Regions from separate parts of the Homo sapiens genome. Here region 1 is linked to region 2. Evidence: read pairs that join two places in POLR2A ChIA-PET (ENCODE). Cell type or tissue: Panc1. All regions are shown on one strand.

Evidence for each region. ChIA-PET counts read pairs that join two places held together with the same protein. Peaks named below come from ENCODE experiments on the same cell type or tissue, not always from the same donor. Only the 100,000 strongest peaks of a DNase experiment are listed, where the experiment ranks them.
Region 1: POLR2A ChIA-PET joins it to region 2 with 6 read pairs; 7 of 35 experiments call an interaction of 5 or more read pairs at or near these places.

Annotation. Positions count from the first base shown.
Region 1 is chr4:88,065,979-88,073,978 of GRCh38, reverse strand. PKD2 (polycystin 2, transient receptor potential cation channel) reads right to left here. Exons shown (of 15, transcript NM_000297.4): 13 at 5,918-6,081. Among named protein-coding and RNA genes, the nearest start is that of PKD2, 62 kb to the right of the region's middle. In Panc1, no CTCF peak of the experiment used is centred here; no DNase peak of the experiment used is centred here.
Region 2 is chr4:88,166,744-88,174,743 of GRCh38, reverse strand. It overlaps a transcript of ABCG2 not described here. Among named protein-coding and RNA genes, the nearest start is that of ABCG2, 12 kb to the right of the region's middle. In Panc1, no CTCF peak of the experiment used is centred here; no DNase peak of the experiment used is centred here; H3K27ac peaks cover 1,571 bases.

The DNA.
Region 1 (8,000 bases), 100 kb after region 2:
ATGTTCACTTACAATTCTATTATTTTGAACTTAAAAAATGTATACAAATACTTTAAAAACTCGTAAGCCAAAGACAACCTCTGCAATGGTGGCAAGAGGGTTCTGTAGACTCTCTCTTTAGTGAAATAACTGTAACTGTTGAAAATTATTTTTTAAAACTCAAATATTAAAAATTTCTAGAAACTTTTAAGGGTGTACAGCAAATGAAAAAGCATTTATTCAAGAAAATCTACTAAATTTTAGTATGAAGAGATTCTGTGGCACTGAAGCCATAATCTGAGCCTTCTCTCCTGTCCCCAGCTCATGTGATAGAAGCACAACTTCACATGGGTGCAGCTAAGAGCACAGGGCTCCCTCCTCCCCCAACTTCCAGTCTAGGGCTACAGTATCTCCCAGGGAGGGGCAGGCTGCCAGCATTTCTCATCCTAACATTTCCACTCTTTTTTTTTTTTTGAGACAGAGTCTTGCTCTGTCGCCCAGGCTGGAGTGCAGTGGCGTGATCTTGGCTTACTGCAACTTCTGCCTCGTAGGTTCAAGTGATTCTCCTGCCTCAGCCTCCCGAGTAGCTGGGACTACAGGTGTGCACCACCATGCCCAGATAATTTTTCTATTTTTTAGTAGAGATGGGGTTTCACCACGTTGGCCAGGCTGGTCTCAAACTCCTGACCTCAGGTGATCCGCCTGCCTGCCTTGGCCTTCCAAAGTGCTGGGATTACAGGTGTGAGCCACTGTGCCCGGCTTTCCCACTCTTGTTACAAAAGTTTTTTACACCTTTTTTTTTTTTTTTTTTAATAGAGACAAAGTCTCGCTATGTTACCCAGGTTGGTCTTGAACTCCTAGCGTCAAGTGATACTCCTGCCTTGGCCTCCCATAGTGCTAGGATTACAGGCATGAGCCACCATGCCCAGCCTCAATGTTCCTACTCTTTTTTTTTTTTTTTTTTTGAGACAGAGTCTCACTCTGTTGCCCAGGCTGGCGTGCAATGGTGTAATCTTGACTCACTGCAACCTCTGCCTCCAGGTTCAAGCAATCCTCCCACTTCAGGCTCCCGAGTAGCTGGGATTACAGGTATACACAACCCACCAGTTAATTTTTCTATTTCTTGTAGAGATGAGGGTCTCACCATGTTGCACAGGCTGGTCCTGAACTCCTGGCTCAAGCAATCCTCCTGCCTTGACCTCCCAAAGTGCTAGGATTACAGGCGTGAGCCACTGTGCCCAGCCTGTTCCCATTCTTAAATGCATGTTGCAGAGGTTCTAATCCTGTTAAGAGTGGCTAAGGGGAATGGGGCTCTCTTCTTCCACTCAGTTCCCACTTGTAGGGTGGAGTTTCCATGCCAGAAGAAGCAAGGTGAGAAAATCAGAGACTGCCATCTGAGCCCAGTGACTTGTTCATAAAGCAGGATGCCACAGAGAGGTGGGCCACTGTCCCTGGCTCTGTAAAGCAGTAGCAGTTTTGCTCATGGGGAGACACAGGTCATAGGAATATAGAACTCTTCTCAAGTGAATGGACTTTATTTGGAATGAAGCGTGAGGAAATTAAAGACTAACGATGCTCTTGAAAACAATGGAGATTGTGGGGATAAGCATTTACAAGGAATCTGGTAGCCTTATGAGATAAACAAATTACCAGCTAGTTCACCAGAGAGAACCAGGGAAAGAGACAGCTAAGAAGACAGTTAAAGACTGGCCTCAGGGGCCAGGCGTGGTGGTGCATATCTGTAATCCCGGCCTTTTGTGAGGCTGAGGTGGGTGGATTGCTTGAACTCAGGAGTTTGAGACCAGCCGGGGCAACATGGTAAAACCCCATCTCTATAAAAAATGCAAAAATTAACCAGGCATGGTGGCGTGCACCTGTAGTCCTAGCTACTTGAGAAGCTGAGGTGGGAAGATTGCTTGAGCCTGAGAGATTGAGGCTGCAGTGAGCTGAGACTGCACCACTACATTCCGGCCTGGGCAACAGAGTGAGACTCTGTCTCAAAAAAAAAAAAAAAAAAAAAAAAAGACTGGCCTCTAAAACTAGCCCTGCAAAGAGGCCTGAATTTAAGTGGATCAGACTGTGGAGCAAATTACATCCCAAGGCATTCTGGAAAACAATAGACCAATCAGTAAACAATGAAATGTAATAACTGGGTCTAATATCCACAGAGGCAGGAGGTATAACAAAGAGGTCAGAGAAAGTTAATGAGCACGCTGCTAAAACCACTGTCTTCCCAGAGTGACTACGTACATGGCCACAGCTGCGCCCTCTAAGGAATAAAGTCAGAGGCAGACACTGTGGGGAAACAGACTGTATGAAAAAGTAAACAAGCAAAGAGAAATAAAAACAAGTCCTGGGGAGGAAAGGGAATCACTAGCCAGAGTTCCTACAATATATTATCTAACATGTCCAATCTTTAACAACAACAACAACAACAAAACAAAACAACAAAAAACAAAACAAAAAAACAGGAAAATGTTCCCATACACAAGAAGAAAAAAAAAAAGACAACTGAAACTGTCTTTGAGAGGGCCCAGATGTCAGACTTAGCAGACAAAGACCTGAAGGTACCTATTATAAATATATTCAAACAGGTTAAAACAAACAAACAAATAATAAAAAACCCCACCATGGTTAAAGAAATAAAGGAGGCTGGGTCCAGTGGTTCATGCCTGTAATCCCAGCACTTTGGGAGCCTGAGCAGGGAGGATCACTTGAGCCCAGGAGTTTGAGACCAGCCTGGGCAACTTAGACCCCATCTCTACAAAAAATAAAAATTAGCTGGGTACAGTGGCTCATGCCTGTAGTGTCAGGTACTTAGGAGGCTGAGGTGGGAGGATTGCTTGAGTTCAGGAGTTCGAGGCTGCAGTGAGCTAGGATCATGCCACTGCACTCTAGCCTGGGTGACAGAGAGAGACCCTATCTCTTAAAAAAAAAAGGAAGTTATGATGACATTGTCTCATCAAATACAGGATATCATCAAATACAGAATAAAGAGACAGAGATTGCTAAAAAGAACCAAATAGAAATTCTGGAGTTGAAAAGTATAATAAATAAAAAATTCAGGCTAAGTGCGGTGGCTCATACCTGTGACCCCAGCACTTTGGGAGGCCGAGGCGGAAGGATCACTTGAGGCCGGGAGTTTGAGACCAACCTGGGCAACATAACAAGATGCCATCTCTACAAATTTTTTTTTAAAAATTAGCCAGGCATGGCAGCATGTGCCCATAGTCCTAGCTACTTGGGAGGTTGAGGCAGGAGGATCATTTGAGCCCAGGTGTTCAGGCTGTAGAGAGCCATGATTACACCACTGTACTCCAGCCTGGGTGATGGAGTGAGACCCTGTCTCCCTGTCTCTCTCTCTCTCTCTTTCTCTCTCTCTCTCTCTCTCTCTCTCTATATATATATATATATATATATATATAAAATAAATAAATAAATAAATAAATAACTAGAGGAGCTCAACAGAGATTTAAGCAAGCTGACAGAAGAACAAGTCAGTGAACTTGAAGATACATCAATACAGACTATGCACTCTGAGGAACAGAGAGGGAAAAAAAATGACGACGAACAGAGCCTAAGAGAAATATGTGATACCCCTAAGCATATGCATAATGCGGGTCCCAAAGGAGAAGAGAAAGTGAAAGAAGCAGAAAAAACACTTTCTAAGTAGGATGAACTCAGAGATTTATACCCAGACATATCACAGTAAAAATAATGAAAGACAAAAGCAAAAAAATCTTGAAAGTGGTGAGAGAAAATTGAGTCATCATGTACAAGGGGACCACAGTAAAATTAGCACCTGTCTTCTCATCAGAAACAATACAAGCCAGAGGAAATGAAGGAGAAAGAAAAACATTCTCAGATAAACAAAAAATGAAAGAATTCATTGCTAGCAAACCTGCTTTACAAAAAATACTAAAGGAAATTCTTTATGCTGAAAGCAAGTGACTCCAGATAGTAATCAGAATCCACATGAAAAGGCAAAGAACACTGGTAAAGATAACTGTGTAGGTATAAAATATAGTATATATGTACATTTCTCCTTTTGTTCCTTAACTGATTTAAAAAGCAGTTGTGTAAAAATATGTACATAATTGGATCTGAAGGTCTATAATAGAAATGTAATATATTTGACAATAATAGGAGGTAGGCAGTAGCAAAGCTGTATCGGAGAAAGAGAATGACGACAGATGATAACTTGAATCCAGAGGAGCAAAAGAAGAGAATTAGAAATGGTAAAAAAGTAGGTTAATATACACATTTATAAATATATACTTCCTCTTCTCTCAGCTTCATTAAGAGATATAAAATTATATACTATATATTACACAGTGTGTTATAAAAATGTAACATTGTTCTAACAATGTGATTTGCAACATATGTAGATGACTATATATACATATAGATAGATGAATATATAGCACAAAAAGAGGGAAGAGGAAAAAAGCTAAATAGAAATGATTTCTATATCTCACTGGATTCAGTTAATATATATCTGAAGTAATTTTTCATAACTTAATTGTATAAACTAAGTCTTAGAGCAACTCCTGACTAAAAAAAATGAAAAATCATTAAAAAAATTTAAATGTTATACTTGAAAATATTCACTTAATGTACAAGAAAGCAGTGAAAGAGGAACAAAAAAAAGTAAGCTAGAAAACAAAAAATAAAATAGCAGACAGAAATCAACTACATCAATGATAACATTAAATGAATGGATTAAGCAATCTAATCAAAAACAGAAATTGTCAAACTGGATAAAAAGATAAGATCCAATTATATGCTGTCTACAGGAGAGACATACTTCAGACTGAAAGATATAAATAAGTTTAAAGTAAAAGGATGGAAAAAGATTTATCATGCAAACAGCAACCAAAAGAAAGCTGGAGTGGTTACAGTAATATCAAACAAAAAATACTTAAAACAAAGAATTTTACTAGAGATAAAGTGGATAACATCTTGTAATGAAAACAGGGTCAATTCTTTTTTTTCTTTAGCCTCATTAAGTTGAGAGAGAAAATAGGGTCAATATATTAGGAAAATATACTAGTTATAAATATGTATGCACCCAACAACAGAGTTCCAAAATACACAAAGCAAAACCTTACAGAATTGAAGGGATGAACTCCAACTAATAATACTTGGAGACTTTAATACCCCACTTTCAAACGTGAATACCACATCTAGGCACATCTAAGATCAACCAGGAAATGGGAGACCTGAATAAAACTGTAAACAAACTAGACCTAACAAACATCTACAGAACACTTGAACAGCAGAATATTCATTCTTCTCAAATGCACAAGGAACATTCTTCAGGACGAACCATATGTTAGGCCATAAAAATATATAGAAACATTGATAAACACATGCAAATAGAGACACAAACACTGATATATTAATAAACATTTTTCATTGGTAGAAATATGTGAAATGTTAATGTTTTCTTTTGCTCTTATTTGCTAATTTTTATAGTAAACATATTATGTAAGAAACAAAACACCAATTGACAAGTTTTTTTTTTTTTGAGACAGAGTCTTGCACTGTCGCCCAGGCTGGTGTGCAGTGGAGCCATCTCGGCTCTCTGTAACCTCCGCCTCCCGGGTTCAAGCAATTCTCTTGCCTCAGCCTCCCAAGTAGCTAGGATTACAGGTGCCCACCACCATGCCCAGCTAATTTTTTGTATTTTTAATAGAGATGGGGTTTCACTATGTTGGCCAGGCTCGTCTCGAACTTCTGACCTCATGACCTGCCTGCTTTGGCCTCCCAAAGTGGTGGGATTACAGGCATGAGCCACTGCGTCTGGCCAGTATAAGTTATTTTTAAAAGCTGGATGATTAGTAATGGAAAGGAGTGAATTCAGAGAGATGAGGGAACTGCCTGGTCTCATGTGGACTCTTGTCAACGCAAATTCTGCCAATTCCTTTATACTTACACTTGAAACTCTTCGTAAGAAACGCCACTAGAAATGCTTCCCCTCCTTCTGGAGCTATGTCCGCTATCTTCATCGTCATCCTCCTCAGAGTCATCCAGGCTTCGAGGGAAACTTCGGCTGCTCATGGGACGTGGTAAAGAACTGTGATCCAAATCCAGGTCCTCCTGAAGAACAAGGGGTCACTGAGTGAGGAGCAGAACACTGAGACCCCACAGAAGCCTCACCAAGGACTTGGGCAAGCAGGAACTGGGTGCATGCCATTTACCTGGGATTTCTTTGTATTTAACACCAGGCTGGGACTCCTGCATTTTTCAGTTTCATAGATTGGCAAATTTAACTAACAGCAAGGAATAGCCAACTTTTTGTTTGAACAAGAAAGAACATTAAAAACACAGCAGGCAAAGAAAAAACTAAATGAAGAAATATGGGCCAGGCATAGTGGTCACACCTGTAATCCTAATACTTTGGGAGGCTGAGGCAGGAGTACTGCTTGAAGCCAGGAGTTTGAGACTGGCCTGGGCAGCAAGGTGAGACTCTGCCTCCACAAAAAATTTTTTAAAAAATTAGCCAGGCATGGTGATGCATGCCTGCAGTCCCAGCTACCTGAGCTACCTGGGAGGTTGAGGTCGGAAGATCACTTGAGCCTAGGAGTTTGAGGCTGCAGTGGGCCATGAGCCATCTTAAAATAATAATAAAATAAATAAAGAAATGAAGAAATATATTACAGGTTGAGTATCCCTTATTTGAAATACTTGGGATCAGAAGTGTTTTGGATTTGGGATTTTCAAAAATATTTTGGAATGTTTGCATTATACTTACTGGTTCAGCATCCCTAATCTGAAAACCCAAAATCCAAACTGCTCCAATGACAGCATTTCCTTTAAGCATGACCTTTGACTATCATGTTTGTGCTCAAGAAGTTTTAGGTTTTGGAGCATTTCAGACTCACATATTTGGGTTAGGGATGCTCAACCTGGATCGCCTTCTTTTCATAAAAGATAATACATTCAACAGCTCCAAAGTAGGAAAGATGTAATGTCAGAATAAGAACTTTGTCTAAATAGAGCCTTGTAAAAATTTTCCTCATTTTCTTTATGCTTAAATTTCACTGTGACTGGAGAAGTCTGTCACCTACTAGCACTGTCTGTGGAGTGGCATTTAGAAACCACTGTCCTAGACTTCTCATAGGAAAGTGGCTTTTGTAATAACATTCATCTGTGTTCTCTGTACCTCAGTTACCACAGATTTTTGTTGTTGCTGTCTAACCATTTATTTTTGAAAGTTAATGGTAAAGCTTTGAATTTTTTTTTCTGACTATAAAAGCCCACTTATGTTTATTTTTAACTATTTTGTAAAAAGTATTCAAATGGAAGGCGGCTGTTAATTTTATTATAAATGTTAATAATTTAGGAAAGGCACGGTGGCTACTGCCTGTAATCCCACCACTTTGGGAGGCCAAGGTGGGCAGATTGCTTGCAGTCAGGAGTTTGAGACCAACATGGTGAAACCCCATATCTACTACAAATACAAAAATTAGCCGGGCATGATGGCATGTGCCTGTAGTCCTAGCTACTTGGGAGGCTGAGGCAAGAGAATCGCTTGAACCCGGGAGGTGGAGGTTGCAGTGAGTCGCGATTGTGCCACTGCACTCCAGCCTGGGAGGCAGAGCAAGACTCCATCTCAAAAAAAAAAAAAAAAGAAAAAAAAGTTAACAATTTAAATAGCCACTAACTAACCAGAATAATTTCACATCTCTTGGTAAGTCATTTTTTGTTTTCTTCACTCTCACGGACATTGTGGACTCTGCAGCTAATCAGGCTTCTCTTTTCAAGCTGATTACCAGCAAGCTTAGGGCCCAATTTGTAGCCCAATCTTAATAAGCATATGTGTTTTTATGAATGCATTTTTAAGCTTCATTAATAATCCATTATTTTTACTTTTGTTTTGCTTGCTTTTCATTTTGACGTTTTTATATCATGCTAACCACCCATTTTTATACATAATTGTGTTATATATTCTTTCTGGAATAAACAGGGTACTAACACATAAACCGACTGAGAGAGAGAGAGAGTGTGGTGGGGAA
Region 2 (8,000 bases):
ATGGGATCTAAGTAAACTAAAGAGCTTCTGCACAGCAAAAGAAACTATCATCAGCTGGGCATGGTGGCTCACGCCTGTAATCCCAGCACTTTGGGAGGCTGAGGCGGGTGGATCACCTGAGGTCAGGAGTTCCAGACCAGCCTGACCAACATGGAGAAACCCTGTCTGTCTCTACTAAAATTACAAAATTACCTGGGCGTGGTGGCGCATGTCTGTAATACTATGTGGCCATAAAAAAGAATGAGTTCATGTCCTTTGGAGGGACATGGATGAAGCTGGAAGCCGTCATTCTCAGCAAAGTAACACAGGAACAGAAAACCAAACACTGCATGTTTTCACTCATAGGTGAGAGTTGAACAGTGAGAACACATGGACACAGGGAGGGAACATCACACACCAGGGCCTGTTGGGGAGTAGGGAGCAAGGAGAGGGAAAGCATTAGGACAAATACCTAATGCATGCGGGGCTTAAAACCTAGATGACAGGTTGATAGGAACCGCAAACCACCATGGCATGTGTATACCTATGTAACAAACCTGCACATTCTGCACAGATACCCCAGAACTTAAAGTAAAATAAAAAGAAAAAAAAAAAACACCAGTCAGGTTGGATTAAGGCCCACCCTAAAGACCTCATTTAATGTAATCACTTCTTCAAAAACCCTGTCTACAAATACAGTCACATTCTGAGGTATTGAAGATAGCACTTCAACATGAATTTCTCAAGGACACACTGCTGTCCATAACAAACTGTAAGGGGGAAATAAGAGAGTGTGAGTGGGATCCTTTAACTAAACAAGTCTGAGACACATCGGCCAAAAGTAATACGGACATTATTTGGATTTTGATTTGAAAATTTAAACATTAAAAATTATGAGACAATCAGTGATATTTGTTTTCTTTTTTCTTGTAGCGACAGGGTCTCGCTACATTTCCCGGGCTGTTCTCAAACTCCTGGGCTCAAGTGATCTTCCCATCTCAGCCTCCCAAAGTGTTGGGATTACAGGTATGAGCCACCATGCCTGGCCAAAAATTAGAGATATTTGAACAATGACTGGATATTTCATGCTATTGAGAAAATTTCAATCCCTGGCACTTCCACTAAAATAAAATAAATGTAAAAATAAATTGTCCATTGTTTAGATGTGATAATAGTGTTGGGGTTTGCTTGAAAAATAGAATCCATATCTTTTATAGAGATCTGAAAATAGTTACGAATAAAATTAGGCATTCGGAGCTTCCTAATGGAAGTATACAACACCTAGAATGCATTATTGTCAAGTGATTGGACCTGAATCTACTCAAGTTTTTAGATTCATAATTTTACAGTAAACAATGGAAGGCAAAAGGATGTGGTTAATGAAGCTATTTAGATGCAATCACACAGAACATAATTCCATTTCCTAAGTAAATCAATTGTGTAGTAGTTTGCTTTCTGAAATTTGTTTCAAAATAATCTGTGGGAAAGAGGGAAAAAAGGCAGGTATCAATGAAACAAAGATTGGCCACTAGTTGAAGATTGATACATAGGGGTTTGTCATACTATGCTTTCTACTTTGGAGATGTTTCAAAATTTCCATAATAACAAGAAAAAGTGAATATGATGACCAATACAATTGAGGACTTCCATTTTTAGCAATATTGCAGTGTTAGAAATTCTGAAACCACTTGACCTACATAATAATGAAAAATACTTAATGTGTTAAAAACTGCTTTTCAATGTTTAGATGAGTCCACTAAGATCACTAATGGAACAGGAGCAGAGACCAGGCAATTAAGCTACCCTTCAAAGTCCCTGTGTGCCTTGAGCCCTACAATGCTATTTATGACCTAAAAAGTTCACTACACAGAGAAGACAGGGAACAAAGCCCTGAATCCACACAGAATGGAAGCTTATCTTCATGCATACTGTCTGGAGCTCAGAATGGGCAAGCCAGAAAAAAACCCCTCCTGCAAAATAGAGAATACATTTCCATCTTGGGCTGGGCTATGAATGGAAGTTTAAAAAAAGAAGAAATAAAGCCTCCTCTAAGAATTTGTAGCCACTGACCAGATCTTAAGTGGTTTGGGATCTGAATCTACATTCTTTGTATGATTGAAAAACCACAAGTCTATACTTTATTTACTTATTAATTTAATTAATTAATTAATTTTTTTTTTTTTCCCTGAGACAGAGTCTTGCTCTGTCTCCCAGGCTGGAGTGCAGTGGCGTGACTCGGCTCACTGCAACCTCTGCCTCCTTGGTTCAAGTGATTCTCCTTCTTCAGCCTCCTGAGTAAGCTGGGATTACAGGCGGGTGCCACTGTGCCTGGTTCATTTTTGTATTTTTAGTAGAGACGGGGTTTCACCAGGTTGGCCAGGCTGGTCTCAGGTGATCCGCCCAGCTCCGCCTCCCAAAGTGCTGGGATTATAGGCATGAGCCACTAGGCCCAGCAATTTTTTTTTTTTTTGTGACGGAGCTTTGCTCTTGTTGCCCAGGCTGGAGTGCAGTGGTGTGATCTTGGCTCACTGCAACCTCTGCTTCCCAGGTTCAAGGATTCTCCTGCCTCAGCCTCCCGAGTAGCTGGGATTACAGGCACCTGCCACCATGCCCAGCTCATTTTTGTATTTTTAGTAGACACGGAGTTTCACCATGTTGGCCAGGCTGGTCTCGAACTCCTGACCTCAGGTGATCCATGTGCCTTGGCCTCCCAAGTGCTGGGATTACAGGCATGAGCCAACGCACCCAGCCTTATTTATTTTATTTTAGAGATGGGGTCTTGCCATGTTGCCCAGGCTGGAGTGCAGAATCCACTTGCAGGCACAATCATAGCACACTGTGGCCTGGAACTCCTTTGGCCTCAAGTGATCCTCCTGCTTCGACCTTCTGAGTAGCTGGGATTACAGGCACATGCCATCATGCTGGGCCCCACAGGTCTGTAATTCAAAGGCTGTCAGGATGGGTAATATTCCCAGGTGTCTTAAAGCAAACACAAACTTTCCCAGATAAATGTATCCTCCTCAATCCTCAAAGAATTCCTACAGAGAGGCAGCCAACAAAAAATTCATAATAATAAAAAAAGAGATCAAGCAAGCCATAGATAATACAACCAGAAACACAAAGACTTTGGATATTATAATTATCAGAATTAAAGTAAATAACTCTGCTTGAAATGTTTTAAAATGTGAAGATGGCATTGAAAACATGAGGAAGAACAGGAGACAATCAAATAATTAGCCAATTTGAAAAAGAACGAATCAGACCTTGAAGTCATCTCTAGCTTCTTTGTCTTTCACCTTCAGTGTTCTCAGTCACCAGCTTCTGTAAATTCTTCATTTACAATGTTTCTTTGATGCCTCTTTTCTCAGTTTAAGTCATCTCTTTAGTTCAATCATTTTTTTTTTAAATTTCCAGACTGATCTCTGCCTTCCCACATCCCCCCATCCATTCTATACATGAACAGAATAACCTTTCTTTTTTTTTTTTTTTTAACTTTTACTTTAGGTTCAGGGGTATATGTGAAGGTTTGTTGTATAGGTAAACTCGTGTCATGAGGGTTTGTTGTGCAGGTGATTTCATCAACCAGGTATTAAGCCCAGTACCCAAGTTATTTTTTCTGCATCTCTCCCTCCTCTCAACCTCCACCCTCAAGTAGACCCGTGTCTGTTGTTTCCTTCTTTGTGTTCATGAGTTCTCATCCTTTAGCTCCCATTTATAAGTGAGAACATGTGATATTTGGTTTTCTGTTCCTGCGTTAGTTTACTAAGGATAATAGTCTCCGGCTCCATCCGTGTTCCTGTAAGACATGATCTCATTCCTTTTTATGGCTGCATAGTACTTCATGGTGTATATGTCTTACACCCTCATGGTATATACATATATACCAGTGCATTTTCTTTATCCCATCTGCTAATTATGGGCATTTAGGTTGATAAGATTAACCTTTCTAAAACGTTAGGTTTATAACTGAAAGAGGAGCCGGTCGCTCGCTGCCTGTGGAATGAAGACAAAATAACAAGAGTGAGGTATGATAAAGAGTGAATTTTATTATCCATTGACAGCAAGGAGGAAAGTGGTCAGAATACTTTACAAAAATTTCCACTTTCCAATTTCTGGAGAGAGGGCAGGGGTTTCAGAAGAGGGGCTTTGAATGCCGGAGAGGCAAGGGGGCTAGTAGGTGCCAGGTGGCGTGGGCTTGCCCTAGTAGCTTATCTTGAATTATTGTTCCATCTGGTGAAGGGGCCAGCACCTTCGTGGGCTCATCCAAGTTACAAATCAATCCCAGTCAGTCTTGCAGTCAATATCTATCTGGGAGTGAACCCTGGCCTAGAAGTCATCTCCGGCTGGGAAGAGAATCCCAGAAGTGCCTGTTTTTGTGTCAGGATTAGGCCCCTGAAGCTTCTAAAGAAATATATGACCAGATAAGTGAGTATGATGTGAGCTTAACAAGCATCCAGGTAAATAAATGTGCATAAGGCATGAGAGCATAAGGTGGGAAAGGGAAGGGAATAGAGTGTTAAAACACATTCAAAGGCATATTTCAAGACAACAGAAAACACATCTGTGGTTTGTCTCAAAGCTGTGTCTTGAGACTGGCAAGAAAGGAGGAAAGAAAAAAAGGTTTAAAAATGCAGCTTTTTTTTTTTTTTTTTTTGAGACGGAGTCTCACTCTGCTACTCAGGCTGGAGTGCAGTGGCACAATCTCGGCTCACCGCAACCTCCGCCTCCCGGGTTCAAGCAATTCTTCTGCCTCAGCCTCCCGAGTAGCTGGGACTACAGGCGCATGCCACCATGCCTGGCTAATTTTTGTATTTTTAGTAGAGACGGGGTTTCACCATGTTGGCCAGGCTGGTCTCGAACTCCTGACCTCAGGTGATCCACCCACCTCGGCCTCTCAAAGTGCTGGGAATACAGGTGTGAGCCACTGTGCCTGGACCTGTGTCTTGTTTCTCTTCTTTAGTGCCAAACATGGGACCTAATGTAAGGGAGCCCTCAAAAAAACATTGCTTAATGAGGGGTTAGATGACATCTGCTTGAGGAAGAAACGGAATCATCGTTTACTTACTTTCTTCTACAATATTGATCTTCTTGCTATTTTTCTGGTTTGTTTGTGCCGTTTGGAGCATAATCAAAGGGAGAAAATAGTTTCACATTTTGGGCCTCCATTTAGCCATACTTGTGGATGATGGGTTTAACTGACCATTAGAACTCTTTTCTAATCTAACACTTTAGGGTGTATTGCCAAACTGGAAAGGACCCAAAGGCCCATCAAAAGTAGATAAATAAATTACACTGTACTCATAAAGTGGAATCCTCATAAAGATAAGAATGAATAAGCCTTTATGACCTGCAAAATATATGAATTTCATGCCGATAATATTCAACAAAAGAAGACAGTCTCAAAATGGTAACTACTTGCTTGGTTGGGCATGATGGCTCATGCCTGTAATGCCAGCACTTTGGGAGGCTGAGACGGGTGGATCATGAGGTCAGGAGTTCCAGACCAGCCTGGCCAACATGGTGAAACCCCATCTCTACTAAAAATACAAAAATTAGCCGGGCATGGTGGTGCATGCCTGTAATCTCAGCTACTCAGGAGGCTGAGGCAGGAGAATTGCTTGAACCCAGGAGGCCATGGCTGCAGTAACCTGAGACTGTGCCACTGCACTCTAGTCTGCGTGACAGAGTGAGACCTTGTCTCAAAAAAAAAAAAAAAAAGATAACTACTTCATTTATATACAGTTTTAAACAGACACAACTAATATATAATGATAGAAGTCAGAATGGATGGGATGACCTTTGGGAGTGATGACCTTTAATGGTAATAGATGTTACCTTTGGAAGGGATGGAGCTTGAGGGAGGCTTCTGTGGCATTGCTAATACAATTTTTTTTTTTTTAATCTGAGTGACAGGTATACAGGTGTGTTCACTTTGTAAATATATATCAAGCTGTCCACTTAGATTTCCTGTACTTTTTTGGTATGTTGTACTTCCCTACAAAATTTAGTTAAACAAAAGACTTATGTATGTTATACTTCCCTACAAAATTTAGTTAAACAAAAGACTTTTATAGGTACTGAAATGTAGTTTGGTGAATTCTTAACATTTAACCTTTTAGCTTAATCTGCAGAGACAAATGTTATATACTCTACTGTACTATCTGACTCTGCAGGTTAATTATCAATACGTAGTTTTTTTTTTTTCACTGCAGTCTAATTTTTAGAAGTGAACTTTATAACCAAATAAACTTTATAACCAAATGAACTTTTTTTTTTTTTGAGAGGAAGCCTAGCTCTGTCACCAGGGTGGAGTGCAGTGGCGAGATCCCAGCTCACTGCAACCTCTGCCTCCTGGGTTCAAGCGATTCTCCTGCCTCAGCCTCCTGAGTAGCTGGGACTACAGGCGCATGCCACCATGCTCAGCTAATTTTTGTATTTTTAGTACAGATGGGGTTTCACCATGTTGGCCAGGATGGTCTCAATCTCCTAACCTCATGATCCACCCGCTTCAGCCTCCCAAAGCGCTGGGATTACAGGTGTGAACCACTGCACCTGGCCCTAAATAAACTTTATAACCAAATGAATTACTTCTTAATTGGTCTCTTGTCTGCTGTATAAAGCAAATTACATGAACCAAGGTGTTCTGGCTCCAGCATCTGGGCTCTTACTACCCCCACAATCCCCTGCCCCCTCCCCGATGCTGTCTCTCTCTGTGTAAAACCCACCTTCTCTTCACTTTCCATGTCTAAAAGACTTTGACGCCTGCTTTTTGACATTTCTCGTCTCTCCAAGATTATTGCTATCTTGGTAACTTCTCTGTTTATTTTGATGATCATCCCATCACCCTAGCTTCTGTGCTCTCTGATCTCAACTCCATCTCCAGGATAGGCAGAATTCTAAAGATCTCCCTCTCCCCTAACCCCTACAATTCCAGTTCATTCCCTGGTTATTTCATCAAGCACTAATCTAGGTACTGATCTGAAGGATTTTGAAGTTATAACTAAAGTCCTAAGTCAGATGACTCTAACATATCAAGATTGTAAAGGTGGGCCTGATTTAATCACATAAGCCCTTTAAAAGGCAGAAAGAGCCTGGGCGCAGTGGCTCATGCCTATAATCCCAGCACTTTTGGGAGGCCAAGGTGGGTGGATCACCTGAGGTCAGGAGTTCGAAACCAGCCTGGCCAATATGGTGAAACCCCCGTCTCTACTAAAAATAACAAAAATTAGCTGGGCATGGTGACGCATGCCTGTAGTCCAGCTACTCGGGAGGTTGAGGCAGGATAATTGCTTGAGCCTGGGAGGCGAAGGTTGCAGTGAGCCGAGATTGTGCCACTGTACTCCAGCCTGGGCAACAGGGCGAGACTCCATCTCAAAAAAAAAAAAAAAAAAAAAGGCAGAAGGGACAGTTGGGTTCAAAGTTTGAGAAGGACTCAAACTGTTTTGAAAGTGGAGGGGCCACATGGGAAGAAATGCAGGCAGCCAAGAGGAGCTGAGGGTGCCCCTGGTTGACATTCAGCAAGGACACAGGAAACTCAGTCTTGGAACCAAAAAGAAATGGATTCTGCCAACAACCTTACTCTGCTTGGTTCTTTAGAGAAGAGTGTCCAGCTAAGAGTTCATTTCAGCTGGCTGACACTTTGACTTGGCCTGTTGATACCCTGAGCAAAGCCTAACCTAGCCTAGACTTCTGACCTCCACAATTGGGAGATAATAAATGGGTATTGTTTTAAGACATTAACTTGATGGTAATTTGTTACTCAAGCAATAGAAAACAAATACACTTCCCTTCCATTTCCATAACCTCACTCTCGTGTTCAAACCGTGGGACCTTATCAAAACCTGGAATGTGAATATTAAATGCCAGTATCCCACTCAGTGACCTGATCCTCCTGTTTCAACTTTTGCCATCTGCATGTGACCCCTCCATGTACTTTCTTTCTCTCTGTCTATTCCTGGCTTCGCTTTCCTATGATGATGAATCACTTCACTCACATGACTCCTTTGCTTCATCTTTCTATT